Linked DNA regions of Homo sapiens: all the other regions are linked to region 2. A link is a loop called in an ENCODE intact Hi-C map of the cell type or tissue named here. Cell type or tissue: heart left ventricle. All regions are shown on one strand.

The links. A loop is a pair of places that touch in the nucleus more often than their neighbours do. Peaks named below come from ENCODE experiments on the same cell type or tissue, not always from the same donor. Only the 100,000 strongest peaks of a DNase experiment are listed, where the experiment ranks them.
Region 1: it touches region 2 in a loop (5-fold over the local background); 31 of 110 quality-filtered maps call a loop at or near these places.
Region 3: a loop joins it to region 2, with 6 times the contacts of the local background. A loop is called at or near these places in 31 of 110 quality-filtered maps.
Region 4: a loop joins it to region 2, with 2.9 times the contacts of the local background. A loop is called at or near these places in 61 of 110 quality-filtered maps.
Region 5: it touches region 2 in a loop (4-fold over the local background); 2 of 110 quality-filtered maps call a loop at or near these places.
Region 6: a loop joins it to region 2, with 2.3 times the contacts of the local background. A loop is called at or near these places in 12 of 110 quality-filtered maps.
Region 7: it touches region 2 in a loop (4-fold over the local background); 18 of 110 quality-filtered maps call a loop at or near these places.

Annotation. Positions count from the first base shown.
Region 1 is chr6:164,925,664-164,929,663 of GRCh38, reverse strand. No RefSeq gene overlaps it. Among named protein-coding and RNA genes, the nearest start is that of MEAT6, 110 kb to the right of the region's middle. In heart left ventricle, CTCF peaks have their summits at 1,934 (motif pointing right) and 2,746; a DNase peak (open chromatin) is centred at 1,923.
Region 2 is chr6:163,179,096-163,183,095 of GRCh38, reverse strand. All of the region lies in intron 4 of PACRG (parkin coregulated), which reads right to left. PACRG-AS3 (PACRG antisense RNA 3) reads left to right here. Exons shown (of 4, transcript NR_122120.1): 4 at 1-1,451. Among named protein-coding and RNA genes, the nearest start is that of PACRG-AS3, 11 kb to the left of the region's middle. RefSeq lists enhancers at 1,605-1,899, 1,529-2,109. In heart left ventricle, a CTCF peak has its summit at 1,735; a DNase peak (open chromatin) is centred at 1,695; H3K4me3 peaks cover 344 bases; H3K27ac peaks cover 260 bases.
Region 3 is chr6:164,108,178-164,112,177 of GRCh38, reverse strand. No RefSeq gene overlaps it. Among named protein-coding and RNA genes, the nearest start is that of QKI, 700 kb to the right of the region's middle. RefSeq lists an enhancer at 3,767-4,000. In heart left ventricle, CTCF peaks have their summits at 2,006 and 2,210 (motif pointing right); DNase peaks (open chromatin) are centred at 2,257, 2,757 and 3,221; H3K4me3 peaks cover 1,410 bases; H3K27ac peaks cover 2,476 bases.
Region 4 is chr6:163,403,787-163,407,786 of GRCh38, reverse strand. No RefSeq gene overlaps it. Among named protein-coding and RNA genes, the nearest start is that of CAHM, 8.2 kb to the left of the region's middle. RefSeq lists enhancers at 1,423-1,612, 1,843-2,022, 2,033-2,102. In heart left ventricle, no CTCF peak of the experiment used is centred here; DNase peaks (open chromatin) are centred at 1,786, 2,743 and 3,050; H3K4me3 peaks cover 1,028 bases; H3K27ac peaks cover 3,039 bases.
Region 5 is chr6:163,709,797-163,713,796 of GRCh38, reverse strand. LOC124901498 reads left to right here. Exons shown (of 5, transcript XM_047419664.1): 2 at 1-60; 3 at 189-239; 4 at 455-609; 5 at 1,100-1,742. The coding sequence ends at 1,374. Among named protein-coding and RNA genes, the nearest start is that of QKI, 300 kb to the right of the region's middle. In heart left ventricle, CTCF peaks have their summits at 1,052 (motif pointing right) and 1,938; DNase peaks (open chromatin) are centred at 641, 1,376, 1,906 and 3,906; H3K27ac peaks cover 3,121 bases.
Region 6 is chr6:162,855,190-162,859,189 of GRCh38, reverse strand. All of the region lies in intron 2 of PACRG (parkin coregulated), which reads right to left. Among named protein-coding and RNA genes, the nearest start is that of PACRG, 130 kb to the right of the region's middle. RefSeq lists enhancers at 1,373-1,935, 2,039-2,333, 1,936-2,499, 292-3,392. In heart left ventricle, a CTCF peak has its summit at 2,220 (motif pointing left); no DNase peak of the experiment used is centred here; H3K4me3 peaks cover 522 bases; H3K27ac peaks cover 545 bases.
Region 7 is chr6:163,339,104-163,343,103 of GRCh38, reverse strand. It overlaps DKFZp451B082 (a long non-coding RNA gene), which reads left to right. Exons shown (of 4, transcript NR_033862.1): 3 at 1-2,349; 4 at 3,581-4,000. Among named protein-coding and RNA genes, the nearest start is that of DKFZp451B082, 5.9 kb to the left of the region's middle. RefSeq lists an enhancer at 1,151-1,651. In heart left ventricle, a CTCF peak has its summit at 2,264; a DNase peak (open chromatin) is centred at 3,943; H3K27ac peaks cover 1,967 bases.

The DNA of each region.
Region 1 (4,000 bases), 1.7 Mb before region 2:
GCCCTAGTATGCACATTAAGCAGAAAATGAGGACTTAAAGAAAGAAAACTGAGCCTGGCATGTTCCGGAATATGAAGGCAGCATTGTGGTGCTCTTCTGCAGCGAAGACAGTGCATATCACAGTGCAGACAGGCGTAGAAACAGTCCTAGCCCGTGCTTGCCTGTTTGCAAGAAAACAAATGCCATACAACATGGAAAAACTACACCTTTCTCGCAGTGTCCATTCCAGAAATGTGCAGCTGTGTTCATTGCTTAATTATTCTATCGGGAGAGGGTAGCATTGTGACTAAATCCTGGCCCTTTTTACTAAATGTTTCTCTTTAACTCCTCAGCTGGGAAGAGAGCTCAATGCATCCACCACATTCATCATGCGTTCGACACAGCACTGCCTGGCTGGTCTGCCCTGGCCAACTGGGTCTCCTCCGTGATTTTGTGTCCTTGCTAATGATGAGGGGTGTGCAGTCCTAGTCTTGCTGGCTCAGCCCCAGGGGATATTTAGCAATCCATCTTATCCCTTTCTCATGCAGAGGACATCTAACTGATGTAACTTATTTTTATGACATTAATTTTAGAATATATTTTTTTCTGTTCTAATATAAATATTCATTGGCCAATAATTCAGGAAAAATAAACAATAAACCAGGATAAATGCACAAAATAAAAAAGTGAGCCCACTAAATATATTATTGGAAATATCTATACAAACACTAGAAACGAGGATGATTTGACGTCTAGGTATTTATGAGCTCTTAAAACATTGTTTTCCAGGGGAGGCCTACGCCTGCCTACCTCCTGTTTTACACAGGGAATAGTGGTGTTCTATCTGTGAAACTCTTAGTGTTGGTTCTCTCAGCTCACCCTGTTGGATGGTATCGCAACATTAAAATATCTGTGTCTTCCATGAAAAGACCTCAAATGTATTCCTTTCTCCCCTTCACACAGCCATGAATGCAGCTCAGGAAGCAAGGGGACTTGCAGCCTCATCCCACTGTAATTATTCCACTGGCTTCCAGAGCGTCCTGAGGTTTGCAGGCTCTTTACAGATAGGTTGCTTCCATTTCTCATGCAGTGTGATCCAGCAGCACACCCAACAAGGCTGTGAAGGCAGCTCAGGGCTCGCAGCATCTCCAGTGCTCCACCACAGTCCCGCCTGCGTCGGTAAAACTGCTTAAGGCAGCGCTAATTAATGTCTCCTGCTTATCCTGCACTCCCCTCGCAGGGTATCGGGTCTCAGAATCGACTTCCTGGACTTGTATTCATTCACAATCCAAATTAGCTTAATGCACGACAGAAATCTCATCTCGACCTAGAGGTAGCAGTGAGTCTCTAGGGAGAAATCAAATACTGAGTCAATTTAAAAAAATAAAATAAAATTAGACCTACCGCATCAAATTTATTTCCAGCACCCTTGAGATGGGAAGGAGAGGAGGGGAGGCAGTGACTCTTGGTTCCTGAGAGAAGCTGTGTGTGCACACTTGGAAAAGCAGCTGCCGAACGCATTCCTGGATTTTAACTAAATTACGTTAGTGTCAAAATGCAACGTATGCATTTATTGACAGCATAGGGACAAAGAAAACAAATCGTAAAGCAACAATTTTAGATAATTACCTCAAATTTATCGCCAGTTCTGTCTCCTAGTTTCCCCCTCCGTCTCATGCCTATATTGTTTAAATGTATCAGTTGGTTAGTTCAAATAAAGCACCAAGGCATATTCAACATACCACCTGTGCTCAGGATATATTTCCCTGAGTTCCTGCCAGTCTTTGGCACGTCTGCTGCTGGAAATGAATCAGAATACAGGGAGAGGGCTAATTGACAGGTCTATGGATGCCGAAGGTAAGCTGCGACCTAAAATGAGAACTGTTCCCTTAATGAGAGACAGCAGAAGCAAGTGTGTGGCCGGGCACGCCCGTGCCTCGCCGCGGCCAGCAGATGGCAGCAGAGCCTTGGAAGCCGGCGGGCACCAGGCTCTGTTGAAAATGCACTCCTTCATTTCCATTCATCTTCACTTGTCAGAGTCTTATAAGTGCTTTCTGTAGAACTGACCCTGAAATTGCATCATTTAATCTATAATCATATATTGCCAACATTTCTCCCTTTTACCGCTTATCAATGACATTAATTCAGAGGAAACAGGGACCACTGATAGCTTTAGGCAACTCTGCAAAAAGGAGATATTCCTAACAGGCAGATACACTGCCAGGGACAGCCAGCTTGCCCGAAATAAGGAAATGCATTTTAACAGAAACGGGGGAGCATATGAAAAAAATCATTCACACTTTGTATTTCTTTCTTTCTTTGCTTTTCTTTAGCACACTTTACTTTGCACTCAAACCCGATTTTTGATTTAAGGTTCATTTGCTTAAACAACCAGTTGAATATTTCCCCATATTTAATAAGATTATTTTTTATGTAACATTTTAAAATATTCTTTCTCCAGGATATATAATCAGAAATTGATGTCTAGGATAGAATTTCACATGGTAAAAACTAGGCCCTGTAATACCCCAATTACTTTCAGCAATATCTTAGTGGTCTGATGATTGAAAAGTAGAGGCGTTTCTGGGAAATGAAAAGATTCTGTAGGAGTGATGACTGTCAGCATACATAGATTTAATTCTTTAGAGCTACACTGATGAAATGAAGAAAATACATTATTTTTCTTCTCAAACCTCTCAAAATTTCTCGGAGAGTAAAAGAATGCTTTGCTTATTAGAAAGATTGTCATGATCTGCCAAGACTCTAGATGGTACTATGGATTCACCCTGTCATTTCTATACTAACATTTGTTAAGATTCTTCTTTTTATCCACTTTTTAGGGTGTATGGGATACTTGCATGAGAAAATACACAGAAAAGAGCAGATATAAAGAATAAAAGGCAATGTAAGTTAAATCATGAGAAATTGACAGTGTCTGAAGATGATGAGATAGACGTGTGTCTAATTTTAGACCCCATAGTTAGATTGACTTTTAACTGAGTATAACAGTCAAAAATGTTCTAGAAGTACTTAATGGCATCAAGCTGCCACATTAACGTATTACGCTGAACTGAAAGGAGGTTTTCCTCAAACTCATCAGCAAATAGAAGGAGGCACCATTTGTCAGGAAGCAGGCGCCAGACTCTTCTCTCTGTATCTTGTGTGTGAACGTGTGGTGTAGGCATGTGAGAGTGTGTGTGTGGTGTTGTGAGCTTGTGTTATATGTGTGTGTATGCATGTGTGAGTGTATGATGTTCTGTGTAAATGTGTGGTGCAGGTATATGTGAGTGTGTGTGTGAGTGTGTAGTGTAGGCATGTGTGAGTATGAAGTGTTGTATGTGTGTGGTATAGGTATAGGTGAGTGTGTGGTGAGTGTGTGTGTGTGGTGTGAGTGTGTGTATGATGTGTGTGTGGTGTAGGTCTGTATAAGTGTGTGTAGGTATGTATGAGTGTGTAGTGTAGGCATGTGTGAGTGTGTGGTTATGTGTGAGTGTATAGTGTAGGCATGTGTGTGTGATGTTATATATGTGAGTGTGTGGTATAGGCATGTGTGAGTGTGTGGTGTTTTGTGTGTGTGGTGTTTGTGTGAGTGTGTAGTGTGAGCACGTGTGTATGATGTTATGTGTGAGTGTGTGATGTAGGCATGTGTGTGATGTTATGATTGTGTGTTTTGTGTGAGTGTGTAACTTAGGCATGTGTGAGTGTGGTGTTTTGTGTGAGTGTGTAGTGGTGTTTTGTGTGTGTAGTATAGGCATGTGTGACTGTGTGATGTTATGTGTGAGTGTGTAGTGTAGGCATGTGTGAGTGTGTGATGTTACGTATGAGTGTGTGGTGTAGGCATGTGTGAATGTGTGGTGTTTGTGTGAGTGTGTTTTGTGTGACTGTGTAGTGTATGCATGTGTGTGTGATGTTATGTGTATGTGTGTGAGGTTTGTGCGAGTGTGTGGTGAAGGCGTGTGTGTGTGATGTTATGTGTGAGTGTGTGGTGTAGGTATGTGTGAGTGTGTAGTGTTATGTGTGA
Region 2 (4,000 bases):
CGTCCTCATTCATTCACTCTTCAATTGTCCAACAAATATTTGTTGCTCATGCAACCTGGATCACCCACATAGTTTCAAGACTGCATCTTCTAAACTATTTAAATCCTATCCATTCTTCAAGAAATGTTTCATGACGCTTCCTTAACTGCTAAGGACCCGCAGATTCTCTTCCTCTTGGGACTCACACACTGACTCATCTCCCGATCTTTTGGTGCTCAGCAAAGTGGAGGCTTCTGTTTTGGACTTAGAGTCAAGACCATTAAATAAGACTATGCTCTAAAAAGTACACCTCCGTGGCCCGGAACGAGTGAATTAACATCTATGAGTTTCCATTTCCTTGTCTATAAAATTGTGAAATTGCAACTTAAGATTAGTTCTGAAGATTAAATGAGGTAACATAGGTGAAAATGCTACATTTATGTAAGAAATTACTCTTTCATAAGGATGTCAATGTTTAAATACGCATTTTCTCAATTTTGTTAATGAAATACTTTGAAATTCTTTTTTCTAATGAAACCTGCTGAATGTAAAAGAGACCCGTACTAAAGAAAGATACCACATGAAGCACCAAGGGTCTCTTTCTGGATCTATCATGACTCTTGTGACTGTTTCAGCAGCACAGAAATTAAAGGCGATTGTTATTCTGGAGGAAGACAATGAGTCTCATCTATATCTTGTTTGGGTTGATTTTGTAAACAGAACATTCCAAAGATCATTCTTGCCTTTTGTTTCCACTGAGAACTAGAATAAAGTAAAACAAACTATCAATTTAAGGAAAGCCTCGAAATTGTTAGCAATTTCTTCAGTAACTTTCATCCATCAACTGATTTTATGAACACAAATTTGCAGAAATGGGCAAGAAAAACTACTTAACTCATTGGTGGGAAGCAGTGGGCTCTCTAAGGAGGGAGAGATAGCAGTGATTTCACCACCGGACCGTGGAACACAAAGAGCCTGGAAGAGTCTATCACTTTCAACTGAAACCGCAAGAAGAACTAAGTAGGTTAAGCCCTAAGAATGTTCCTAGGTAACCTACTTGAGTTGAAATTTGACTAAGAATCCTTACACCCTACCTAAGAGAGGTAACGCTATTAGGATCGGAAGTGATTGGAAGCTTTGTTTCAGATCTCGTCCAAAAGGGAGAACGGTCAATGACAAAGCTGCTGTGAATAGTATTCTGGGGGCGTGGTGGAACCCCGATTCACTGCTATCTCCCGAATCAGCAACTTGACAGAGCGCGCCTCCCGGGCCTTGGAAGCCTTCCATTCCGAGCTGGCTGGGTGGGACTCAGGTTTTACGGTATGCTGGACTTTTTCCCCGTGAGTTAAAACACATTTATAGTAACTAAGTGGTTAATGATGAGAAAAAACCCCAAACTACTGTACTAATAATCAACCTCTGCTATTTGGTTTGTAAAAAACAAAAATACATCTATAAAAAGGGTTGGCCGGAGATGTGTCTGTATTTTTTTTTTTTTTTTTTTTTTTTTTTGCCACCTCAAGCAAATAATCTCTGATTCTCCCCTGTCCATGAGGACCCATTTCCAGGGGCAAATCCTCTGGGGGTGGACTTGTCCTTGGAAGGGGGAGGGGAGGGCCGCTGGCACGAGACACAGAGACTGGGAACAAGTTCACAGTGTTCATCTCCGGGGACTCACAGAAGAATGGAGAATTGGCTCTTTCATCTCCAGCCCCGGCACTGCTTTTCACTGCCCCTGAGCCTCTGCTGTCCCCAAGCGGCCGTCTGTATCACAGAGGTGGCCACAGAGATCGGGGCTGAGTGTGTGGGTCAAAGTTCCTAGGCTGCCTGTTTCAGGAGGTTGCATCACGTATTCTTTAACCCTTCCTTTGCAAGATAGCCCGAGGTATGGGAGTAAAATGGTCAGGCAAGTAGGTTTCAGGGTCAGTCTGACTCGGTTTCAGACCCTGGTTCCAGCGATAGTTATCAATGTGGCAGCAGGATCCCTCAGCCCCTTCTATCCCACACAGGTGCCCGCACAGCTGAATAGATGGTTTAGTGCTGCTTTGGTATCCGGAGAAGGCTGTTAACCTGAAGAGTTAGAGACACTCAGGCTGAGGTTGACCTATCTGGGTTCACACCCTGGCTCTGTCATTTGCAATCTGAGTGACTCTGGGTCAATGTCATAACTGTACGGAGCCCCAGCTTTCAAATACATGAAATGAGAATGAAAACGCCAAGCGGGTGAAACACACACAACGCTCGGTGCCTGGTGACTCCAGGAGACGCAGCGTTTGCTGTTAATAATTAGTGAATAATTTTTGAGAAAAGAAACATAAAATCAGATTTTTTGCCCATTTTTTTAACCTAAAGAAACAGTGCCTTTTTGGCCTCTACATGTTTGAAGAACCAAATAAGTGGCTCATAAGAGTAAAGGAATTAAACTGCTTTTTTTTTGTAACCATACAAAAAACCCCTCTTAAACTCAATGAATTTTTATTTTTATTTTTTTTGAGACAGAGTATCACTGTTGCCCAGGCTAGAGTACAGTGGCGTAATCATAGCTCACTGCAGCCTTGAATTCCTGGGCTCAAGCGATCCTCCTGCCTCAGCCTCCCGAAGTGCTGGGATGACAAGTGTGAGCCACTGCACCTGGTCCTCATTGAAACTTTTTAGCAGTGTTTTCCATACTCTATTTATTATAGGTGTATGATAATCTATGTAACAACCTATGCAAACTCATTCAGTGCACAGTATACAAGCTGTGTCTCGAACTAGTTAGTAGAACATCTTGTGAAGGCTTCGTGATATTTTAACGAACATACTTGTCACTAAACACAAATGGAGAGAACTGTTCATCTTCACAAGGATCAGCTCGGTGAGGGACTCACTCCTGGCTTTCTACTGGAGAAGTGGGCGTGCCTAGGAAATGCATCAAAACCAGAATCTCTAGCACAAAGCTCAGTCTCTTAAACAGAGATGCTGGTCAGCAGCCACAGCAAAACCCAAAATTATGTATGGCTTGGAAAGGATCACAATGACCAGAGCTGATCACTGGATAATGCAAGTAATTTCAAAGTCAATGTCGTCTTCAGAAAGACCACTTCAAGTCAGTGTAACCACTGGATAAACTACACAGGTAATAGCCAGCCAGGCATGTGTCCAGCACACAGGAACCTCCCAGGAGGGCTCGGCTGGGACACTGGACGGGGTGCCTGGCGGTTCCTGCCTGTGTGGCCTCGGGCAAGGAGACTTGCTGGTCTGGTCTGCGAGAATGTCATCTGTAAGTGAACGGGGGAGAATGAGACAGTAACTCAGAGCTTATACTTGGATCCCACCATAACACTTATAAAGGCTTACAGAGTGGATGGGAACTCATAGGCCATGCAAGAAAACTAGTGATGTAAGAAAATTTTTTTTTTTTTTTTTTGAGACAGATCTTGCTCTCTTGCTCCGGCTGGAGTGCAGTGGCACAATCTGGCTCACTGCAGCATCAAACTGCCAGGCTCAGATATCTGATTCTCCCATCTCGGCCTCCCGAGTAGCAGGGACTACAGGCACGTGCCAACACACCTGGATTACTTTTGAATTTCTTTTATAGAGACAGGGTTTCACCATGTTGCCCAGGCTGGCCTGGAACTCCTTCCCGGGCTGAAGCAATCCACCTTCATCAGCCTCCCAAAGTGTTGGGATTACAAGCGTGAGCCACCACGATTTGCCAGAAGTTTTTTTTTTTTTTTTTTAATTTAAAGAACACCAAATGAGTAGGTTGAAGCCAGGCTGCTCTGGGAATTCTGTGCCTCGTCTTGGGAGCAGTGGCTCAGCAAGGTGCAGGTGTGGTGGGAAGGAAGGCTGAGTTCCCCCAGCTGCCGCCTCCTTTCTGTCTCGCTTGTTGGCAGGAGAACCTACGGAGGAGCCCAGCCTCCAAGATAAGACGCACATGTGAGGAGCAGCGGACATCAGTGTGAGCCAAGCTACAAAGCTTTCCACTATAAAACCACGGTCCATGCCCAAAAAGGAAACCCACCATTGAAACCTAAGC
Region 3 (4,000 bases), 930 kb before region 2:
GTCCTTCACAAGTCAGGATGCTCACCCCACTAGGACTTTGCTGGAATGTTCTATCCCAGCTCTCACTATGATCTAATCCAAATGTCACCTCCTTGGACAGGTGTCCTGACCAGAGGTGTTGCCACGGGTGCAAAGTCAACACAGCTGCATGAGGCCCACACTCAGAAGGGCCCTGAGCTTGATTTGATGCTCTCCTGGAGCCATCTTGAAATGTGTAAGTCTGAACACCACCATTCATAGTGACCCTTTTGTTCTTTAGTCCACAGCCCTTTTCCCTCTCTGAGCTGTGAGCTCCCCAGCTCCACAGCTGAGCTGAGAGTGAGCACCTGGCCAGTCTGTCTTGCCACTGTGTCCCCACACTTAGAACAGAGACACAGGGCAAGTGCTCAACAGGCATGGTCTGGCTCCATGACGAAGGAGAGGGGTGCAGTCAGGAGTCAGAAACAGGCAGAAAGGAGCTGATGCTGGCTGGGCCCCGTGCATGGCTTCCGGCTGACTTCTTACACACTGGTAGTCCCTCTGAAGTGAGATACCAACTCTTTCTCTTACAGAGAGAGAAATGTGAACTTGCCATCCCACAGTACATTCATCCCAAGTGAAGAAGGCCAAGTGAGAAACACAAGTGAAGAAACAAAAGCATACCCTGAGTTCTAACATGCCACGCCAGGAGTGTCATCCCTGTACCGCAAACCTCCCTCCCTCCTTTTTAGCAGTGTCCCAGTTGTTGCTGCCATTGAGGGAACCCTCTTTAAACATCCCTATTTAAGCCCGACTGTGCGGGGTTCTTGAGGATAGGTGGGGACAAGGGTGAGCTCCACTGGAGAATCCTGAGAAGGTCTTTTCCAGCTGCTCTGGAAGAGCTTCTGCGAGCCACTGTCTGCTCCTCCTCTCAACATTGTCTGCCCAAACGTGGGTCTCAAACCTACATCTTAGTTCGCCAGCAGCCACCAGTGGAAAGATGGGCCCGAGCGCCGCATGCTGTTGGAGATGGAGCTGTCAGTTGAGTAAATCCCAAAGCCCACCAAGTGAGGGTGGCCAGTTTCCTTGCTGTTGAAGCCCCTTTGGTTGGGCTCTCTGCCACTCAGAGGCAGCAGCTTCGTAAGATGTAATGATCATTTATCTACCCACGAGAGTGCATCAGAGAGATAGAACTTAATTTGCATTTGTCATATATTTTCTTGTATATTCAATAATGTATAATATTTTTAAATAAGCTTTATTTTTCCAAATCTTTTTCTATATTCGTGTCTGAAAGCAGACAACTTTAACGTTTCATCGTTATGTTTGCGATTATGACTGTCGAAACAAACTCATATCACAGGGTCTTTTGTAAGACAGACAACACGGTCAGGAGCGCAGTCCTGCATGCCGCACTGGCCTCCTCTCCTACTCACTTACAACCAGGACAACCTCCAGGACCTGTCTACACCTCTGCTGCTCCAGCTGTCACATGGGACTAATAATGTGGACGCCACAGTGTTCTGTGAGATTAGGTAAACTGATGCTCACACAGAGTTTCTCCAGTGCCTGGTGGGTAGTGAAAGAGCCACATGTATCATTATCACCATTGCTGCTGCCGTTGATATGAACCAAAGAGGAAGAAAAAGTGAAGAGTTGGCCCCTTCCCATGAGCGATCATCTAGATAGGGAGATAGATCATTGTTTTCATAAGATAAAAGATGCAAAAACACATGAATTGCAAACTTCGAGGGATTAAAGTGGAAGCCTCCACAAAGGGCCACGATGAGGACCTCGTGGTGAGATGGACAGAGACGCTCCTGGGAGAGGACGAACTGGGTTTACGAAGACTCTAGAAGAACCTAGAGCCTATGAAGGGTTCAGCCTTTAAATTATCCAGAGGGCAGCTTTTCACATTTTCTGAACAAAGCAGGGACAAAAACAAACAAAGTGTTTCAAGAAAATTTAGTTTAATTTTGACGCAGGTGAGGGCACAGAATCCAGAAGGCAAAGAGACCATTAAAGAGACGTCTTCAATGTCCAGGCTGGAAGGACAAGCTCGGTGGACTGGGGCTTGAATACAGCAATGATGATGATGGTAAAACTACCTCTAATTTCTCTCCCCCCTACTTATCCTCAACTAAAAACTAGCATTTTTCACTCCCAAGACTAGATAAAACACAAAAATTGAGAAAATGTTTAATAATGTAATTCTTTTTTAAAAAAAATAAAGTCGGTCAAAGCTCTTCCAACCACAAGAGGGCGTTCCTGGACCCAGCAGTGGAGCCGGGATTGCCCCGGGCATGGACGGAACTTGCACCAGGGCTGCCCACAGGTCACTTGTGCAAGTGGTTACCTGGGTAGTTACAGAAAGGAAACAGTGTCTGGCATTCACCTGCGCTTTGTGACATCATAGAATCTTAAAATCAAGGAGAGCAGCCTTGAGCTCTTATCAAACCTAAGAACATGTAGACTTATGAGAAGCAATTCAGGATTGGGACTTTTTTTGAGTGACTGCCAGGTGTAGGCAAAGCCAGAAAGCCCTGGCAACCCAAAACTGAAGGATCTGGGGCTTTCTTCCTGCAAGCTCTGCTCAGCGAGGGGCTTGTGCTCCTACAAGCTCTTTGCTACATAAGTCAAGCCAAACTTCCATTTCCCGACATGACATGGCCAAATAAGAGAAGGCCAGGTTACCAGAGATTAAAAATAGGACGTTGCTGCAGAGTCCTGGGACCGGCTGGCAAATGACACAGGAACTTTGGGAGCGCATGGACTCAGGCCAAGCGGCCGTCCTCACCCTCGGCCACCTCAGGGCAGGGACGAAGAGTAAGGTTCGCAGGAGTCCTGCCAGGAAAGGGCTGGGAGTCAGGGAAGGGTGGAGAAATCGCTTTCCTATGAGTCAAGGGACAACAGCTGTCACTGCAAAGGGGAGAAGAGCTGGAAAACTGGATCCAACCTTTCATAGAGCAGTGGCAGCTGAGTCGCAACAAACAAGCAGAAACACGAGGCCCTTAAAAAATACAGTAATTCAGGCGACATCAAAGCGGTGATTAGCACAGCTTCCTGGCGGTCTCTTTCTGTTTATTTATGGCACATTACACATTTTCATGCTATTTTCATAAGGTGTTTCTGCTGCCACAGTTCCATATTTGGGTGACAGAGTGTCTGAGACGTACCACAACTATTGGGCAACTCACCCCCAGCCACACTCGAAGTCAATGGCAACCACAAAAACAACAACCTCCCAAAAAAAGAGAAGCAAAAGAGAAAGTGTTCCAAGTGCTTCTTCCAGCAGCACGGGGACGCCCCTCCTCTGGAAGGAGAAGCAAGTGCATGGCCCTGTTGAGAGGGAGGGTGAGGTGGGGTGCAGGGGCAAACTTCGTCTTGATTCATGTTTGTAGACGGGGGAGATCAATGCCGGATTCTCACTGACATCCTGCTTTTCTTGTACCACACAGCCCAGCCTTTGATGGTGGGGATTAGTCCCAAAATTCTGGAGTTCACCACTCCTCCCGCTACACTGGCTTTATTTCAAATCTCTGTTGGTCCATGTCAACATCAGCGATGGGAGTTGAAAGAAGTAAAACAGTGACTCGTGCATTTTTCATTCTTCTCTTTGCTTCTTTCTTTTATAAAAGGTCAGGAGGATGATGAAAAGGAGACCTTTAGGAAGCAACTGCGACGTTCCATCTCATATCCACTAAAGGAGGTGCATTTCCGATTCAGACAAATTTAGTAACCATTTCCTCCAAGTCTGACTGCTCTTTACAATTAGGCTCCTGGAAAAATACATGTTGGTGTGTTTACAACATGGGAAAAATATGTCATCTCAGCATTCAGTGATAAAGCAGGTATAGGTCCCAACAGAAGCGAGGGTCAGGACAGGCAACGGGAAACATGTGCTCGCTGCTGGGTCCCAGGACTGAGTGACTCAGGAAAGCTGCTCAGACTTATCAGCTCTGATCCCTGGGACTTCAGGCTTCAAGAGATGTGGTTTGACGGGTGAGCTGAATATTCAACATGTCATCACAAGCACCAAATT
Region 4 (4,000 bases), 220 kb before region 2:
CATAGCATCTGAAAATCCAAAAGATTTCTTTGCCTTCAATGACAGGTAGTGTTTGATGCTGTGTGTTCATATTTTGCAATGTAATTCAGTGATTCTTGCAAAGTATTTTGGAGTGTAAGCGATGTCTTACTCAGCAGGAAACAGCATTTGTGGCAACTAGGCCAGGGAATCCATAGTCCTCTGAATCTATAACAGGTTAGAAAATGAGCGCCTCTGGTTTTAACATTGAAGAGTTTGTATAGCAATGATATTTTATCAGAATTGTTCACTACTTATTCAGATATAAGATTAAAAGCAGGCAGGGCACAGTGGCTCATGCCTGTAATCCCAGCACTTTGGGAGGCTGAGTCAGGTAGGTCACTTGAGGTCAGGAGTTTGAGACCAGCCTGGCCAATATGGCGAAACCCCATCTCTACCAAAAAATACAAAAATTAGCCAGGTGTGGTGGCGTACGCCTATAATCCCAGCTACTAGGGAAGCTGAGGCACAAGAATGGCTTGAACCCAGGAGATGGAGGTTGCAGTGAGCTGAGCTCACACCACTGCACTCCAGCCTGGGCAACAGAGCAAGATCCTGTCTCAAAAAAAAAAAAAAAAAGATTAAAAGCAATTATTTGTAGCACTGAGATTCAAGCAGTACACACCAGTACAGCCTTTTCAGTTTTTAAATTTTGAAAGATTCCCACACCACTCAGTGAGCAGTCACTGCTCTGAGCCATACTACCCAGGCCCTCTTCCGGAGCCCCGGGACCCCCCTAACCCAGCAACCAAAGGCAAGATGCCTGGCACCCTGACCCCATCAGGGCTGGCAGACACTGATCATTTATGCCTGTGCTGGACCAACTGTTACAACTTTTTGATTATTACTTCTGTTTGTATGGGCTTCTTTGCATATTTAGAAAATTATTTTATTTCATATCTTTATGTCCATTAATCCTGGGCTTATGAGTTTTTACTAAATGTAATGAAAGTGGATAGTTTTTTGTCTAAGATACATGTAGGTTCTTTGGGTATATATCCAAATTTAGAAAGGTTTATACAAATGACATTTATCCAGTGGCAATGAAATACCAAAGGCTTCAGTTTTGCTTTCTATTTTCCATAAATAATATGTTAAAAAAACAGGTTGCTGCCAGAGATGAAAAGTGATTCATTCTCCTCCTTATGATAAACTCTGTATTTCACACAAAGAAATATCTCTGTTCTGTTCTTCCCCAGTCCTGTGTAGCCATTTGCGTTCCTTTGCTGAGCTGTACAAGTAATACTGATGATGCTAGCATTTATTATTTCCTAGTTATTCTGTCTAAGCCAATCTGTAAAATGTGTTACAGTTACATTTTATAGATCTTCAAGGACCACCAACTTGATTAACTGACATTAATGACACTGTATTTTTCTCAGTATCCATTGGTAGTGAGCATCCTTTTGAGTTGGAAAGAAAATGTGGCATAGTGAAATGAGCAGCTGTTTTTATTTAACAGTTTTAAAATGCGTGCCCTATATTGATAGTGTGAGCTGGGAATTAAGCAGCCGTGAGAAACTGAAAGCTAAAGCTGTGATCGACAGAGGGACGTGGCCCTGCTCCTGCCTCTGTCCTTTCTGTGTCCAGGTGAAGCTGTTAAAGGAGCAGAAAGAATGTGAGGGGATCAGGAACGCAAACTTAAATGTGAATCAGGAAGGAGAAGAAGGGCTTGCATGCGAGGAGTTCAAAGACAGTCTTGTAAACTCTCCCATCAGCTGACCTGCCAGCAGCGAGCCGCCTTCTCCTCCAGTTCCTCTCTGGGTGCCTGGCTGTTGGTGGCAGAGGCAGCAGGCCCTGCTCTGTGCCAGGTCCTTGACCTCTGTAGACCGACAGCCAGACTTGACCTTCTCCTCCCCCTCAGCTCACCAGATTTCAGCTTTTCAGTCAGTCCCATGCCTGATTTCATGAAGGCACACTGGCACTTCATCAGATGGCCCCAGCCAGGCCCTGCCTCTGTGTTTGGGAAGAGGGAGCAGACACAAGTCTCAGACTGTAAGTGGCAGGCTGGCCTGGCGTCAGGGCCACTCAGCACCCAGGCCGGTGCGGGAAGGAGGCCTTTCATCTCTAGGCTCAGACAACTGGTTTGGGGCCTTTTAATAAGTACTTCCTTCTGCACTGAAATATGAAATAATAATACCTTAGCCCCACAGCATAACTATGTGCCAAGACTATAGAAACGCTTCTCACAGATAATGCAGAGGAACGGTCCTGAAACAAGGACGGAAAGTCCTGAAACATTTTTCCTGAAGAATTTGCTGGTCCTCCGAGGCAGCTGCAGAGCAGGAGGATCCAGAAAAGTCACTGAAGAGGTCCCAGGTTCAAATCTCGACCCTGTCACTTGCTAAAAGCAACGTAAACTCTCTGCACCTCTCTTTTCTTGCCTGTAAGGTAAGGTGGTGCAGCATAAGGATGTTAGGATGGCATGGGTGCCTCACTGCATGCCTGGGACATGGTAAGCTTTCAATAAATAGCATCATTTTAAGAATTGAAAAGGAGGCCTGGATAGGGCTCCAGTTCGTACACACGTATTTTGGGATGTGTGCAATCTCTCTACGTTGAAATTTTCTCCACAAAGCTCAAAAGTATTCAGTCATCAGTTTTCTGCTGCTTCCTATTGCACAAACCGTTTCCTGTTCCCAGGACTGCTGACACTAGGACGTAAAGGGACAAACAGCCTGATGAAAAGGAGCCTCAGTCCTGGGCTGGCCCCATTGTCAGCAGCAACAACACTTGCTCTAAAGCTGGCCAGGGGTCGCCACCAAGACCCAGTGTTGAAAGCCACTGTGTCATTGCAGGACCAAGTGGAAAAGGAGAGGCTGCCTCCCTCCTGCGCCTGCCCTAGAAACAGTGGGCCTGGCAGTTAGTGGAGGGAGCTTAGGAGATCCCGTCTTCCGGAAGGTCCAGGAGCTCACCACGCCTGTTAGATTCCATGATGATATTCTAGCACAGAGAGTTGTGGGCTAACCCAGGGTTTAAACTGTGATGTCCAAGCAACTGTTGGGCTGCATTATGCCAGCTCAAGGGCTTTCTCCAATCCCTGCCCCGAGGTGGCCACCGCAGCAGTGTAGGAGAGTGAAGGAGCCAGAAGGGGGTCTGCCCCACCTGCCCACTCAGCAAACCATGCTTTTGGCTTACTTCACTAGATACTTGGAAAGCAATAGCAACAAGCTTTAATCAGATACCATGGGAAAACATAGCCCTTATTTTGAATCACCTAAAATCTGAAAGTGGAGAGACAAAAATATACGTACTTCACTAGTGGCTTCTGCAAGTTTGTTTTACTAGATCATGCAGGAAGCAGCTAGACAGCAGTGGCTCCTTCTACCTTCCCTGCACGTGCCTTGAAATCAGCTTCATCTCTCCTGGTAACCCCCTAGAAATTTCGCTTCAACGAGATTAGGTCCTTAAAATTATGACTTCTGCACCTCCTAGTCTTGTCACCACCTCCCAGCCCTGGGCCACACCTGTAGCCTCCAGAAAACTTACCAATGGAGTCAGGACTTTCTCTCAGTGGTTTTCAAGGTAACAAAGTGGCTTTCAGAGCCTCATCTCCAAATGAAGGCCAGGACACACACAATTAAATCAAGGTAGTTGAAAGGAAAAAGCTTTCAAATAAACCTTTCTGGGATTCAATTATGAGTCTTGCTTCACCGCGAATCACATACCCCATTGTAATACTAATCTTGAACAAAATTTCTATTTGCATCATATGTTTTCTTGCTCACCAAGAGGGCGACACATTACCAATAGATACCTGGGGACGTGCTTCAGTCTGAACTATAATTGAATCCCTGACATTATAAGGAACTTGGTAAGAATTTTCCTCTTGAAATCTATTTTTACAAAAGTGACTTATTGTGTACCTTGTGTGCAGTGATAATGCACTAAGTAAAGGTAATGCCAGAGACCACAGCAAAAACTTAGATGATCTGTTTTCACACCAGATTTCTCCGAAGCAAGATCACCATCACAGCACTGA
Region 5 (4,000 bases), 530 kb before region 2:
GGAGGAGCTGGGTGCCCAGGGAGACCCTCGCAGGCAGCCAGACAGCCTGAAGAGAACAGGGTGAGGGGCAGCGTGGAGGGAGAAGAAGGGAGGGAAGTGGGAGGTAAGGGGGACTAAGAGATGGGAAAGGAGGGGAAAGGAAAGGGGAGCAATGTGGAAAGACAGGGAGCACCTTCTTTAACATTCAGGTCACTCTGGGATAACCTAAGTCACTCTACAGCCTCACCAAAGAGATGGGGGTGAGTGGAGAATGAGGAGGAGAGGGTTGGGGGCGAGGAGAGGGTGGGTGAGGGAGAGGAGAAGGTGGGGGTAGGGAGGAGAGGGTGGGGGGCAGGAGAAGAGGGTGGGGTGGGGAGGAGAGGGTAGGGAATGGGAAGGAGTGGGGGGAGGGGAGGAGTTGGGGGGAGGAGGGGAGACGGTAGGGGGACTGAAAATGGACATGTCCACTTTCCAGGCACCCTCTCCTGCGTGGGAGGAGCCCACAGAAACCTGAGGCTGGAGGGATTCCCTGGTGGGAAAGGCACGCAGGGCTTCGGGGAGACTTGCTGAAGTCTCCAGGGGAAGCCCTGAGCCAGAGCTGGGGTCAGGACTCGCTGGAGCCAGCACCAGGTGACCATGGCCCTGGACAGTGTGTGGAGGGGAGGAACAGAGAGGTGGAGCTTGCGCTTGACTGTGCCTGGCTCCCTGCAGGCCCCCAGGTTCCCCTTTCCAACCCCAGCCATGCCACCGTGGCCAAGATGGAGCAGCCAGAGCCGGGCAGACCAGGAAAACACTGGCATTTTTATCTGTCCAAAATTCAGTTTTTAACACCAAATAGCTGTAGGCCCTGCAAGAAAGAGATGAGGAAGGGGGTCGGGGGGCCTATAAGCTGAAAAATACCGAACAAGCCTCTCCTGCTATTTGTCCTCCTGAATAAAAAAGCAAAAAAGTGGCTTTTCCTCTCCTGGTCCACACCCAGCATGCATTGCTCTGCCTGTGCCTCTCACGCTCACGCTGTCCCAGTTCTGCGTTTATCCTCATGCTGGTGGGTGTCCTCCACCAGAGGGTAGGCTCCTGCAGGCAAAGGGTCTGATTCATTGCTTCCTGCACAATATTTCAGCTCCGTGTACAGTAAGAGCTCAGAGAGCAACTGAATTTGGGTGGCTGGAAAACCGAGTGGTCAGGCCACTGCCAGCCTCATTTTCCCCCAGAAGCAGACCCCGGGAGGCTTTCACCCACAGCCACCCTCAGAGCAGCCAGCCCACTCCCGGAAGAGCTGGACGCTGGATCAGCACGCTCCCCTCCAACACTCCCTGGGGAACAGAGGCCAACACATGGGCTGGAGCACCGTGCTGTGATGCCACAATTCAAGGGCCTATCTTTGTACGCAGCTGAAAAGAGGAAATTCAGCGCCAGCGTAGCTTCTCAGCGGCAGCTCACCCCAAGCTGCCAAGGAGGATGTGGGCAGGCAGTGGGCAGCTGTGTTTCGGGAGGCCTGCAACGCTCCACTTCCCTAGCGCGCTCACATGGGATCCCTGGGTTTCCAGACTCATAATGTGCACGGAGGGACGGCTGGCTGAGAAGTTTTGAAATCCATCCCTCGTCGATGGGGTCTTATGCCAGTTCTACTTAATACTTTGTTTTTCTAATTCTAAGCATCAGTTCTCTGCCAGAAAATGAGTTGCGTTTGCTTCAAAAACACTACAAAACGCAGAACTGGCAAGTATAAATGGCTCTAAATTTAATAAATATTGATCACCCAACCAATGTGCAATATTTTTCTTCCCACCCTTTCAAACCCTTCCTTGAGCTTGAAGTCAAAGTTTAGCTGGAGGACCAGCCTCCCACGCCTGTTCTGGCCTTCGTTCCCAAGTTCAGCCTGGACAGTTAATTGACAACAGGTGCGCCACCCATGGTCCTGGCAGGGCTGACCCGGGCTAGAAGCCTCCAGTGCCCCCAGTGGCAGCCCTTCTGCAGGATTTGTGTCCCAACCCAGTTTATTTGGCAAACAACAGTCTTGATGTGGGTGGAGATGGGAAAAACATCTGCCTTCCTCATCTGGCTTTCAAAATACAGCGTTGCCTAAAAGACTGGAAGGGAGGACAGAGAGTTCTAACTGGCTGGAAACTCCTGCCCAAACAGATGACTTGGAAAGCTGATTTCATTCTGGGGGATGGGTGTGGAGTGTTCTAGACCCGCCCAGCAGGTTACAACCTTTTTCTTCATTCCTTCCTTTCCAGAATTGGTTATGGCTATTTTTTCTTTTTTACCCTGAGCATCCACACCGTATCAAACACCATCCAAGTACACATATTTTGTGTGCAGTAGGTTGATAGTTTCTAAAAGAACACACAAAAGCATCTGAGCCAGACTTAAGTATCGCCAAGAAGGAAAAGGCAAAAGGGACCCTATACTTCTGTGACCTGTCAGTGAAGACTTTAAGAACTGAAAAGGACCTTGTTTCCTCCATCACGTGCTGCCCCCTTGCAAACAAGACTGGTGGCATATTTTGTTCATCAGACCATTCTCGATTCTGGACCTCCCCACAGATGCTCCGTTGCTCTGCAGTATCACCCAGTATCCAACATCGGGTGGCCACAAGCACAGCAGAGAGCTGGTATCATGAAGGGCTCTGATCTCTATAAGTTTTCATTTTTAGAAACAGGCACTTACATTCTACAAGAAGTAATGAAATGTTGGCAAGTAGCAATTGTAGGCATGGATGCAGGGGTTAAATAAAACTTTCCCTTAACCGACTGCTGGAATGGATTAGAGAAATCCTTCAAGACATAAACTGTGTGAAAGAGAAGACAGATTGCCTTTCTTCGGCTGACTGAAACTTAAATATTAAAAATTAGGCTTCTATGAAAGCAGGAAATGGAATAGGAAGTCCAAAAAGTAACCAGGAGTGGAGAGATGAGGAAGTAAGTAAAAATCATGAAGCACCTCCTTGGCTACACCCAGGACCCCGGGGCTTCACTGCAATCTCCTCTCTTTCCAGAGGTTTCTAATCTCCAGTGCTCCTCCATATCGATGCAGAGCAGGACGCCTGTGAGTGACACGAGGTGCTTGTCAAACACACAAGCTCTTGGGCTGAGAGTCTGCAGCTACAGGCCTGAGTGCAGCCAAGGATTTTGCCTGTTGATTTCCAGATGACCCAGATCCACACTTGGGTTTAGACTAGTCTCCAAAACCTAGTCTTGCTGACTTTCTTCCCATATCTATGAGCACGAATGTTGGGCCGTTACATAAGCAGCATTGGAAAATCATTACAAAATTCAAGAAAAAAAATCTGAGCTATTTAAGTACAAGGTTTACTATGAGCATTATTTTGGCTTCATTTTACGTGCCATGCTAGTTTATGAACATTCTATAAGATTTTAGGAAGACATTTTATATTCATAATCAAATATTGAAAGGAGAGGGCCCTTATAGCTAATCTGGCTCAAAATCAGCTTTCTGAGAGGATAAGGATGCTCAGGAACCACTGATTTAGGCTGGTCTACAAAATGCTGCTAAGTGTCAACAGCCTGTTGAAAGTGGCATCGCCCTTCCCTAACCTCTAGTGTCTGTTTGTGGGTGTGCTGAGGAGCTAGGAAGTGCCCATAGCCTTCAGGGAGTATCTAGTGTGGTGGCGAATGGGCAGCCCTTTAAAGCCTGTGCTTCGTGCCCAGCAAAGAGCATTCCCATCAACTCTGTTATTTCAACAGGACTGGGTCCTGGGACCTGGCAAGGAGAACCAGTGGCCCTGGACTCTAGGTTCTGCCCTGGGCTGCCCAGATCCAGCCAGGAAGAGCCCAGGGTTGGCAGGGGATGAGACGTGGGGGCTCCATTGACTGAGCTGCCTAAGTACACGCTGCTGCCTTCCATCCTGCACCCCTTCCCTGCTTGGCCACAGTCAGAGCCAAACTGGAATGAACTGCACTGAAGAGAGAAGTGGCTGCCTCCCCTCCCTCCCTGGGCCACAGCCCTGGCTTCCTCTCCTACAGGAAGGGAGGTAAAGCCGCTCCTTATGAAGGAT
Region 6 (4,000 bases), 320 kb after region 2:
TGGCAAACGGGAAAAGAGACAAGCATAAAACAGCTTCGCTTCAATCATCTACTGAAAAAAAAAATGATAGAGAGGCATAAGTTCCTATGTCATCATTGTGCCTTCATGGAGGCCTCCAATTATTTAAGGTAGAATATTTTTGGGGTTCAGAACATGATACTCCAAAATATAGCACCTTTGTGTACTGTTTTAAGCTCAAGAAAATGGAAAACGCCGCAGAAGCAGGAGGGTCTCTGTGACTTTTCCTGTCCTCTGTCTCCTGAAGTAGGCATGGAAACTAGAATTCCCTCCACCCCTTCTTCCCTGAAACAGGCCATGACCGCAGGGAAGGCCACTCTTTGACCTGCGGCCTCACTTCTTCCCTGAAGACCTCATGTGACAGGAGTACTGCCCTATACCAGGAGGGAAGGAATGTCACTCAGGAACACGGAGAAGAAACTGGGCAATCAGGTCTCCCTGAGTTGCCCCCAGTTTGTACCGATTGGAGCATGCCATTTCATCCTCCAGTCTTACTTCTGCATGCCTGTCCATAAAAGTACACACATCTCTGTTTCTTTGGGTCTCCATTTCTGAAGGCTCCCATGTCACATAACCTCTATTAAATAAATGTGATGTTTTTCTCTTGTTACTCTGTCCTTTGCTCTAAGGTTCTCAGCCACGAACCTTGTGATAGGTAAGGAAAATATATTACTTTTTCTCCCCTATAATATAGTGATTGGTTTGGCTCTGTGTCCCCACCCAAATCTCATCTTGAATTGTTATACCCATGGGTCAAAGGAGGGACTTGGTGGGAGATGACTGGATCATGGGGGCAGCTCCCCCATGCTGTTCTCATAATAGCGAGTGAGTTCTCATGAGATCTGATGGTTTAAAAGTGTGGCACTTCCGCCTTCTCTATCTCTCTCCTGCTGCCATGTAAGATATGCCTTGCTTCCCCTTTGCCTTCCACCGTGATTGTTAAGTTTCCTGAGGCCTCCCCCGCCATGTGGAACTGTGAGTAAATTAAAACTCTTTTGTTTAGAAATTATGCAGTCTCAGGTAGTTCTTTATAGCAGTGTGAAAACAAACTAATACATATAGTTAGACATTACTTAAGTGCTAAACACAACATTCACCGAATATTCAAGAGTTAATATATGTCAGCACAATGATGATACCAATATGGCTTCTAAATTAATAGTTAATGTTTTACAGTAACTTTTCATAAACCATTTTCTTGTCAGGTAACAACAAGAATATACACACATTTATTTTTAAAAGCCTTCTGTCAAGTTGCATTAAAAGCAGGTTGCAACATGATTGGCAGAATTAAGAAGCCTTTGAAACAGGTAACACAGTTGCATTTAAGTGTGGGCAACGAGAACATATTTTATATCTTAGATCTAGTTTATTAAAGAGACCTTAAATTAAAAAAAAAAAAACAGAGCAAATGGATCATCTGGAGAATTCAGAGCTAAAGTGATTAATTAGACCTTATTTTGTCTTGAACAGATTTACTAAGCATTTTTCAAATAGCCACATTGTTTGTAATTACCAAAATCACACCTCCATTGGCCAGCCTAAGTTACTTCATGCATGAATGACAATCTGATGGAACACTCTTGTTAGAGCTTCATTCTTCATTGTAATTAGCCATAATCATAGCCTTCCTGGGTGCATGAGAATGTGCAAGCCGCTATTCACAACCCCAACCCATTTGAATATGAATCTTCTCAGTAAGGAGCAATAAAATAGGAGAAACAAAGCAGTTTCTCTAGGGAATTTTGTAAAGCATCTCTACTCTAATTCTGCCTCCCTTCAAAATGTTCCCTCTCCGGTATCTGGATTCTATTTGCTAAAACAAGGGTGGCTTAATGAGGACAATGGCTTATTATTTCTTAAGTGACACGGGAGGGCCCAAGTATTCCAGGCTTAGTTCTTTCAGTCTTTGCCAAGGACACAAGGAACAAAAGAACAAGCAAGTGTGCGTGGAAAAGAGAACTCGGACTGGGCTATACTCTGTGAACTCTCGGAGCAAGATGGGGGCCTTTGCTATTCCGGAGCTCAAAGGCTGTTGCTTGCTTGCTTTCTTCTTTCTCCCCTCTTTACCCACCCCGCTGCAAATGACTCAGACATTATAGAAAAAGGCTCAAAGCAGCAGGGATTGAAAACAAAGGCTAAGTGGAGGAGGGGTGACATGTCTGATCCCGTCCCAAGCACATTCATAGTGAGCCACCTACTGGCAACTCTACTTTTCCTTCTGTTATTGTCTAATCACCTAAACCTCTTCAGGGAAAACCTAGGTAAACCCGCTGGAGTCACTCCAGATGCCTTCTCAGCCAAAAATGGGAAAAACAAAATTCAGGGGGAAATAAGCTTCAGAGTAGTGCTGTGTCTTCAGAAGAAAACTCAATCCTTCCAGCAAAACTATGGCTAAGTAGCAGGTGTAAAGAATTATTCAAACGGCTATTTGTAAAAGAATCATCATTTGACTTATGAAGCAAAATCAACTACTTATTTACACTAATCACATCATATATGAAAAGTGTGGTGCTGCACACGCTACAGATCTGGTGCTCCTTCAAGACCTTTACCATTTGTGTGGAGAGATTTTTTTCTTCGAGACGTGCCGCTCACCTATTAAGATACCTGTTTAGATTATTTGCTACCAGAAGATGCTCCAGGGCTGCAGGAGACTCGGGATGATTCTCTGATCATCTCCTGGGCTTGGACCTTCATCATGTTGAAATGACTCTCCCAAGGCCACACAGCCGGTTGAATGTATCACTATTAAAGTACCCGATAACAATACAATTCAGCACTTCCACGGCTATATGCACAATGCAGTTTTAGGCCAGGTGCGGTGGCTCATGCCTATAATCCCAGCACTTTGGGAGGCCGAAGTGGGAAGATAGCTTGAGGCCAGGAGTTCAAGACCAGACTGGACAAAAGAGTGAGACCCTATCTCTACAAAAAATTTAAAAAATTACCAGGCATGGTGGCACACTACTGTAGTCCCAGCTACTCGGGAGGCTGAGGTGGGAGGATCTCTTTTGATCCTAGAAGTTCGAGGCCGCATTGAGCTGTAATCACACCACTGCACTCCAGCCTGGGTGACAGAGCCAGACCAAGTCTCTAAACACAACAATAACAACAACAACAACAAAACCAAAACTCGCAGCTTTGGACCTGAACAAGGATAAGTGGCCCTCCCGGTCAAGGAAGGCATAAAGTCCGGCATGGGTGGAGGTGGCCTGGGACGCTGTCTGAGAAATGAGGGGCAGAACCTGAACCCGGACTCCGTGAGAAGGGGCCATAACTGACTAGCAACAACATCTGTTCACTGGTGCCCAAGGAAGGCCAGTTAAATCACCTGTCTCCCACCCAGTGTCCACTGTGCTCCAGGAACTGCTACGCCCTATGGAGGCATCTCCAGTGGAGAAAACATGACTAAACGTCCCAGAAGCAGGGAGTTGGGGCGCTGGGAAGCTGGGGTGGGAACACACACCGCTGGGACGATTGGGGGTATCTATTCCCATGTCCCTTGTCATAAGTTACATTCAAATTGACAGGAGAGCTTCTTCCTGGCTATTTGCTTCTCTGATCTCTCTGTTGTCTCGTACCATATTTTGGGATTATTTTATTTTGAAAGCCATTTCAATATTTTTAAGTCCCTCACTCTGTATTTCTTCTTTCTCCATTTTTTTTTCTTAGAATAACAGTTTAAGACAGATGGCTATAATAATTCCTTCATCAGATAATAAGATATAATTTAAGACACATTTACAATACTTACATCTCTGATACGCAAAAAAGAAGAGTGTCTATAAGATTAGGAATTAGTCTAAACTGAAGTCCTGAAGGGCTGACAGAGACCACTTTTCCTACTAATTTCATCAGTGTCATAAATCACAATTATAACACGATCATCATGTACTGTGTTCTTTTTGTGTGCCAGATAGGGTGCTAAGTGTTTTACAGGCACTCCTCCACCTAATCCTTACAACAGCTCTACCAGGTG
Region 7 (4,000 bases), 160 kb before region 2:
CCCCAAACACCTGCCTCCCCCTCCAGCCTTCTCCACTGATGCCTGCAGCTGCATAAGTAGTGTTTCATTGCACCCCAGCAGGAGCTGGTACCGGTTCTTCCCTTGCCTCATGCTGGGGTAGATTTTATTTAGGATTGGGAGCAGGGAAAGGAGCTAGAGAAAGGAAGGGTTCCAGGAAGCTGGGAAGGGAGATGTCAGGTGGGGTGATGGGAAAGGAGGCCAAGGACCACCTTTGCCTGTATGGTGGGCTGAACTGTGTCCCCACAAAAGATAGGGCGTCCTAACCCCAGATACCTGTGAATGTGACCTTATTTGGGAATAGAGTTTTTGCAAATGGAATCAAGTCATGATGACGTCATTAGCATGAGCCTTAATTTAATAGGATTGATGTCCTTCTAAGAAGAGAAGACAGGGACACACAGGAGAAAGCCATGTGATGAAGCAGGCAGGAGCTGGAGCGACACTACCACAGGCCAAGGAACATTGGGACCAGAAGAGGCGAGGAGGGGCCGTTCCCTAGAGGCTTTGGAGAGAGCATGGCTCATCAACACCTTGACTTCAGACTGGTAGCCCCCAAACGGTGACAGAATAATTGTCTATTGTTTTAAGCCCCCTGGCTTATAGTACGTTGTAAAGGCAGCCCTAGGAAGCCCTAAGCCAGTTTCACTCATTATGATAAATATCATAGATGATGACTGTCATATATTGGATGTGCTGGAGATCTTCACAGCCACAGAATAAACTGCAGGCCAAAAAAAGAACATTCATATGAGGTCCCCAGCAGGGGCTGGCTGTGCAAGTCAGAGACTGCAGAACCAGGTAGGCAGACAAAGCGAAATTGCCTGGAGCTGGACACATATGTGCACCACTGGGAAATAAATAGACTTGCGGTGGAAATGACCAACGTGGATGGCCAGGGAAATGCCAGCAGCAATAAAAGAAAAGAGTGCACAAGGCCTGTAAATCAGCAGATGCGAGAGCTCCCGAAAAGTAGCGAAGTCTGAAATAAAAGGCAGGCTCAGGCTGGTGGTCCAAGAAGTTAAAGCAGGAAATGAGAGCGTGGGCACTGTGTGTGCTGGGCTCCCAAAGACTGCAGGGAGTGGCCAGATGTCTCCAGAGGCAGCGTCATGTGGAGCAAAGGGGACCTGAGGAGTGTCAGCATCCTCAGTCACCTCCTCCTTTGAACCAGCTGTTCGGAATCTGGTCTCTTACTTAGGATAATTGTAGGAACTGACTTTTTTTTTTTTTCTTTTCTCACCTATTGGCTGACTGAAAGAACCGACTTTTAAATGAGCACCTCCCTCATTAGAATTGCTCAAATGACAACAGCTGCAGCGGTGGGAGCAGCAGCAAGTTTGAAAATCCAACAGTCTGCATTCCACAGTGACAGTATTCTTGGTCACCTCGGAGACATGGCAGCCGGGAGCCACGGCTCTCATTGCTCGGGGTTGGTTGGGTTACCAGCCCTAGGGCTACAGAATGTATCTAAAAGAGAGGCTTGGCTGGCAGTTTAAGAGGGGTGCAGGACAGCAGGATGGGGTTCATGAGGCAAGAGTGGATGGAGCCTGTGGCCCAGTTGGGATGAGATGGGACAGTTCCAATGGGCAGGACAAACCCCAGCCACCGTCTCAGGGTATTTGACAGGAGGTAAACAGCAGACAAAATCCTGGAGCACAGGGGGGCAGGGCTGTCTCGTTCCCATGAATGGCAACATTGGAGGACTGACCCCCAAGAGCGTGGTTTTGTCGTCAGCCTCAAAGGCATGGCTTTCTCTCTGGCGTTGGCAGCAGCCGCTCAGCACCATAGCTAGGGAGCAGCGGCCTAGATCCCTCACATTTATTTCACTTTGACTCTTTTGACCAAAGCACCACTGTTTAAGGCCTCATTTTTCTTCTCCCATGTGGAAAATCATATTGCTTAAATTTAAAAATGAAGATAGATAGATGGATGAAAAAATCCCCATAGAGCAAAATTCTGCCTGTGACAAAAAGGTCTCCACGTCTGAGGTGACAGTCAACTTCAAGTGACGCCAAGAACATCAAAATCTCTCTATAAAAAAAGAATAGGAAGCAATGGGGCTCGTGAAAATGCCACATCAAGAAAAGTCAACAAATACATACTTAGTGGTAACTATGGTTGCAGAGAAAGAGAAAACTTAAAACAATATGAACATATGTGGTCATATAGACTGAAAACCCACCGTGTCATAAAACCCCAGGACACAGAACGCATCAGCGTAGACAGCAGCTGTACAGACAATGCTGGGGCGGTTGTGGAGTGGGATTAGAAGACAGGAGGCGCCATCGAGTCAGCTCCAAGGCCATTAGCCTTGTGACGCCAGCAAAATGTGTGAGTGGGGAGCCTCTACGTTCTCTCCTGTGAAATGGGGATGACAGTACTTCCTTGTAGGGTTGTGGTAACGAAGTTATTCAGCACAGAGCTTGGCATGTGGTCATAACAAGGAGTGGCGGATAATGATAATATGGTAACAGTAGGCATCATTGTGAGAAGGGACAGAGACTCAATGTGAAAAGTATAGAAAGGGCTCTTACAAATCTCCAAGCACATAAAAGTCCCTAAAAGACAAATGGCGAAGGGTTCACAGTTCACAGAAATGGAAAAAAAGAAATGAATGAATTCAATGAATATTAGGGGAAGAAAACCGTTACTAATTAGTGACGAAGCACAAAGTAATGCAAGTATCCAACACCATTTTGACAGCACTTGAGAAATGATCGAGAATTCAGAAACGCGGTAAAAACTGACGCTGGTCCCGACAGTTAAGTAGGAATATCCAGGAGTTCCTGACGGTAGTGCAAATGTGTTTGATTACTTTGGAAGACCATTTGGTAATTCTCATCAAAAGCCAGAATACGCTACACTTGGATCTCATCATTCTCTTCCTGAGAATGAAATAATTCAAATTAAGAGAAAGCTATACTTATAATGAGACATGTAGTTAGAATTATGAGAATAAAAATAGGTTAGCATCCCCTAATACAGAAATGGTTACTTTGTCATAAGAATACTAATTCTATAACATATTACATGGTGATTAAAATGAGAGTGTATTTAGAATAATGTTAAGTCTTAACATTATTTTATAATATAATTTATTGAAATAATTAATTACGGATATTTTTAAAATATGTAGCTAAAGATGAGATGAAGCTATCAGTTAATGCAATTTATCTGATGTAGGTAGAGGAACTTAGATACACCTATGTATGTTATTTTATTAATAAGTACTTTAAATGACACATAACTAAATTATCTTAATTTCTCTGTATCACCTGTTATGAATACACGACTCCCCATGATTCATTTTGTACTGACCTATACGAGGGTATACAAATCTAAATCAGGCACTGAATTAAGGCACAAGCTAGCTGTGTCCTCCCTGGAACATTTCCTGACTCAATTTAGAAATATCAGCTGAGCGTGTAGAGTTGTCTCTTTGAGGAAAGCTTTATTCTCTCAAGACTACTTGGCTCCCTGATACTCTCTTTAATGTTATTATAAGAACGCTGATCTTTTAATCCGCTAATTCACTCTCTATTATTCTTATATCTCAAAACAGCTTCAAAAGTCACTGGATTTTTCAATGAGAAGGAGAAGTTAGGCAGCTACCAAATAGCTGAAAGAATATTAAATCTGATGGATCCAGCCAAATAAAAATGTTCATTCATAGGATCTGTGGTTGTTGAGGAATCTTCTAAGTTTCATAAATGGCAAAAACTCTTTCTCAGACTTACAGATCAGACCTCACATATGCATGAGAAGAGAAGCTATTTTTGTCTCTGGGTTCCAGTTACACAGCCACAGCCTGGAAGCTTTGTTCTCAGAATTCATGCTGTCATCAAAAGGACTCAATACAAACACTGCAGCCAGCCTGCCATGGCTTAGCTGTGACCGCAGCTGCAAACTCTTCTGTCATGTGAAAACTTTTGGCTTTTTCCGGGTGTGGAATGCCTGTTGGTCCCAGCTCCGCCTGCCTTTC